Regions from separate parts of the Homo sapiens genome. Here region 1 is linked to region 2. Evidence: read pairs that join two places in POLR2A ChIA-PET (ENCODE). Cell type or tissue: OCI-LY7. All regions are shown on one strand.

Evidence for each region. Peaks named below come from ENCODE experiments on the same cell type or tissue, not always from the same donor. Only the 100,000 strongest peaks of a DNase experiment are listed, where the experiment ranks them.
Region 1: POLR2A ChIA-PET joins it to region 2 with 9 read pairs; 3 of 35 experiments call an interaction of 5 or more read pairs at or near these places.

What each region holds. Positions count from the first base shown.
Region 1 is chr3:71,415,642-71,418,141 of GRCh38, reverse strand. All of the region lies in intron 3 of FOXP1 (forkhead box P1), which reads left to right. Among named protein-coding and RNA genes, the nearest start is that of MIR1284, 130 kb to the left of the region's middle. In OCI-LY7, CTCF peaks have their summits at 793 and 994; a DNase peak (open chromatin) is centred at 1,011; H3K4me3 peaks cover 1,213 bases; H3K27ac peaks cover 1,523 bases.
Region 2 is chr3:71,313,801-71,316,300 of GRCh38, reverse strand. All of the region lies in intron 4 of FOXP1 (forkhead box P1), which reads left to right. Among named protein-coding and RNA genes, the nearest start is that of FOXP1-AS1, 25 kb to the right of the region's middle. In OCI-LY7, no CTCF peak of the experiment used is centred here; no DNase peak of the experiment used is centred here.

The DNA.
Region 1 (2,500 bases), 100 kb before region 2:
CACACACACACACACACACACACACCCACAAGCACACAGAATTTCACTGTGGAATTGGCAAGGAATAAGTGAGCCAAATTTGGCCTGTAGAAATTAACACTGGCAACTTCGTGAGTAAAAATTACATGAAAAGCACTCATGAGGGAAGGAAGAAGGAAAAAAAAAAAACTAGGATAACAGTGCAACAGACCACATTTCCTATCCACAGTCTGTCTTCTCGGGGGTGTTTGTCTAAACAGCATTGCCAGTTTTTCTAAACAGTACTGCTGGTGTCCTCGATCTGTAATATGAAGTGAATCGGCTATGCGGACCAAATGCTCGTTGGGTTGAGAGTTCCTTTATTTGGCCAAATTAAACCCAACAGCCTCAGCTCTGTCCAAACTTGTACTAGTCCAGGGCCAGCTAAGATGCCTGTCCTCATTTGTAGATCTGCATAGAAAAATAAAAATGATGCATTAACTGTTTCCCAACCTTTTGGTTGAAAGGAATTTAGCTCCACATAAAATATAGTCAATTTTTGTCTCCTAAAAGCTGGAAATGTAATACTTTGAGATTGTCTCAGATGTGAAAAAAAAATCACAAGAAGCTCCATGTGGTTTTTAGAAAGATAAGTTCTGATATTAAAATCTTGTGTGGATGGTCTATTATTTCATCTCTGCCATCCTTAGCATCTGCTGGGGAAGATAGTCCAGAAGCCCAGTGCTCATTTTTAGGAGGACAACTTGGAATGGTTTATGGTTTTGGTTTTGGTGCCGGGTCTTACACGTCTTAGTCCACAAGCTCAAATACAGAGATAATTGGAAGTCTAAAATCAATAACCATGGAATATAGCCAATGCGAAACAGATGCCGGAATAAACCATCTGTAAATTTCATGGTGGGTGAGGTGGGGACTCAAAATGTTTATTTGCATCGTGTGGACGACTGGGCTCAGCCTGGAGGATGTCGCGAGTCTGTACCATTTGACTTCAGCACACTCCTCTCTCCAGCCGCAGCTCCACCTGTGGTCTGAAGTGTATTTGCAGAATTGCTTTGAGCATTTTGTAAGGACCTCCTCTAGTTTTTTGCATATACCAGGAATTCAGCGAATAGGATTGGACATTTGTTTTTATCAGAGACTGACTGGTTCCGCCCCAGTCTCCCCTTTGCTCATCAGCTTGAGTGATTTTTTTTCAAAATGCAAATGTGATCATGTCCCACTCACCTGTTTACCAGGCCGAGGTCCCTTCACTGGCCTCCCATTACCCTTATGATAAAGGGAAAGTTCTGTAATTTCAGGATGGCCTTTATAGTGTGAGTTCTGCCTCTTCTCCTTCTATGCGGCCACCACCCCCGCCCCCTTTTTTTCCTGCTGCAACCACATCTTAACTCTGCTTCCAGGTACCACGGGGTCTTTGCATATGCAGTTCCTTCTGCCTGTAATATGCCTCCCTCTCCTCTTCACTCTTCACCCATTTACCTGCTGCTCATCCTTCAGCTCTCAGCTCAGTTGTCACCTCCTCAGGGAAGCCTTCCCTGACCTATCTGACCATACGTCATTTTTTTTTGCGTGTGTGTGTGTGTGTGTGTGTGTGTGTGTGTGTGTGTGTGTGTGTTTTGAGACAGAGTTTTGTTCTGTGGCCCAGGCTGGAGTGCAGTAGTGTAATCATAGCTCCCTGCAGCATCAAACTCCTGGGCTAAAGTGATTCTTCTGCCTCAGCCCCCCAAATAGCTGGGATTACAGGTGGTGTACACCACCATACCTGGCAAATTTTTATTTTAAAATTGTCTGTAGAGATGGGGTCTTACTGTATTTCCCAGGTTGGTCTCGAACTCCTGGCCTCAAGCAACCCTCCTGCCTCGTCCTCCCAAAGTGTTGGTATTACAGGTGTAAGTCACTGTGCCCAGCCCCTGACCATCCTAATGCCTCCCTTATATTTTCTCCTGGACCCATATAACTTGCTTTTTGTGGCATTCATCCCTTTCGGTTTTATACACATCTTTGTTTCTATTTTGATTAATGTCTGTCTTCTCCCCAGCTCCAAAAGACAAGAATGTAACTTTACAGGTTCTTTCTGTTGTGTTTTGGTCTCTGAGTACAATACCTGGCACAAAGTAGGTAATTTGTAAATATTTCTTCAGCAAATGGTGATTGATAGTAGTTGGTCTATCATTCCTGTGACGAAAGATGCCGAAGTCCCAGATTTCTATTATCTTGAGCCCCTTTGAAGTCCTCTTTGAAAACCAAACCAAATAGTTTACTTACAAACCAAGTGGTTACTCTTTAAGTGGTTTATTTTATCAGTTTTCTAAAGTTGCCTTTATGTTACAGGGCTGAGGTTCTTTTTGAGGAGTGATGATGTGTTTTGTGGTGTTAAGGACAGTTTGTGGTCATGACTATTTTACAGTCAAAGACCCAAACATCAGATACTAAAGCCCTTAATAGAAAAAAAAAAAAAAAGAGCAACTAATGATTGAGTTATGTTCTGCTTACACTTACACTTCCTAATGATGTGTCTGTC
Region 2 (2,500 bases):
CAGGAAAGTCCAAGGTTCTGGTCAAGGGTGTGTTCAGGAGGCTTGGGGGCAAGGGCTGTTTCCCAGCGAGTACACAAGTATTTCAGCATTTTAGCACTTTGTTCAGGCGACCCGTCTGTAGCAATTAAACACCATCCCTGAGTACCCCACCTTGTACCAGTGACGAGCCTGGATCTGCAGAAGAGAAGGGGCTTCCCAAATCCTAGATGAGATACCGGTGGGTCCAGGAGCAGAGCCGCCCTCTCTTGCCTCCTAATGAAATGATCTCTCCACTTCACTTTGCTGCCTCTTAACGGAAGTGTGGAAATGTCTCCTTTTCCACTTACTTCAAACCAGAGTTGGTTAAAAGAATTTTCCTATGAACAAAACTAAGAGGCAAATAGAAGATACCTGGGGCCTGGAAGTGAAGGACTTCATAGGAGAAAGTAAAGCTTGTTCAAGTCCAGCTTCAGATGCAATGGGCTGGCACAGTCTGTGGGACATTCATGACTTCTCCTTCTGTTCTCTGGCCTCTTTGCTGTTCACAGGATCCTCCTCTTAAATCTCCTCTTAACATGACTGATGTTCCCAGGGGCCATATTCTGTAGCCATTGCTTTTCTCTATGAATTGGGAGTCACAGGCTTGAGTTCCTGCTTTCGTCCCCACCACCTGTGTGACCTTGGTCACACAGAGTCCCCTCCCAGAGGAGTGGCTTGCCTGGACCTCTCAGAGGCACATTTTAGCTCTAAGATATTTGCTGTTCTCTCTCATTCAAGATTTTCCCCATCCATGCCTTATTCCTTCCACTTAGTAGTCTGGGTCACGCAACTGAGGCAGAAAAAAAGTCTGAATTTTGATGAAGAGATTGTCACAGTTTATCCCAAATCTGTTCTCAGGGGACATCCTTGTCTTTTTTTTTATTGGCAAAACTTGGTCAGGGAATTTCTGCTTAAATGAACCTACCGCTTCCCATTTTGAATCAGGTTTGTGCTTGCTATCATTATTAATAGGAGTATTAATTTCTGTTGCTGATAAAGCGCCCTGGTGTGGCTGGAAAGTGGTTCTGTGCCTTTTCCCCACCCAAGTGAAGAAGGACATGAAAGGTTGTACGGTGTGGAAAGTGCCTTAGCAATTAAATAAAAGGCTGGTTCATATAAAGGGGCTTGTTTCTATATGGAAAATATGAGCTTTTTCTTTTCTTTTTCTTTCTTTCTTTTTTTTTTTTTTTTTTTTTTTTTTTTACATGGACCAGGTGTGGATTAGTTCACTGAACCTTTTACCCAGCCTTATCCCAGCCTTATTCCCGCTTGTAATTCTTCTGAGGCACAGTTCAGCCAAGTCAAAGAAACATGTTATTAAAGGTGAGCTGAAAGGCATTTAAAAAATAAACAAACTGTTTAAGATCCTAAATCAGTAACAGAATCTATATGCACAGACTTGAAAAGTACAAGAAAATGTGTTTCAATGCCTTTTGGTTCCAGGCTGGATTCTCCTCTTTCCTTCTTTGAACATCTCCCCAAAGTCTTTTTTGGTAGTTGGTGGGACAGGCAGCCCCAAGGCTAACTTTGGCTTGTAGCTTTTTTGTAACTAATGACTTGCCTCCACTGAGGTAGGTGAGACCCCAATCTTATACCTACAATTCTCCAACTACTATTGAGGGGAAAAAATAAGTACTTTGATTTTATTTTAGCACTATGTTCTTAAGAAGTTTAAAATCTGATATACATTCTCTTTTATTTTTCCAGCCTGTAGCATGGCAGACAGCCAGATATATATATATATATATATATTTTTTAGACGGAGTCTTACTCTGTCACCAGGCTGGAGTGCAGTGTCATTATCTCGGCTCACTGCAATCTCCACCTCCCGGGTTCAAGTGATTCTCCTGTCTCAGCCTCCCGAGTAGCTGGGATTACAGGCTCCCGCCACCACACCCAGCTAATTTTTGTACTTTTAGTAGAGATGGGTTTCACCATGATGGCCAGGATGGTCTCAATCTCCTGACCTTGAGATCCGCCCACCTCAGCCTCCTAAAGTTCTGGGATTACAGGCATGTGCCACCATGCCTGGCCAGCCAGCTATTTTTAAGAACTTGTAGAGATGGTAGAAATGAGGTGTAGGATGTTTTAGATTTATTTAAGTTATATCATCCCTGATCGTAATAACGGCAGCCATCATTTCTTTGAGCATTCACTTTGTGCCATACACTATTCTAAGTACTTATGACATGTCAATGCATTTATTCTACAAAAGCAAATAATGCACTGTAATGAAGCCCATTTTATGGATGAGAACACTGAGGGACAGAGAGCTTAGGCAATTTGCCTAAGCTCACAAGGTCAGTCAGCACCAGAGCTAATAAGAACTTGGGCACTTGAATCCATGCTTGTAAATTCTGAACTATTCTAGTCTAAAGTATACTGTATAGTACTATATTCTGTAATACTTAGTTTTAGGTGAGGCAGCCCAAGGATGCATTAAGAAATACAGATACTCGACCGGGCACGGTGGCTCATGCCT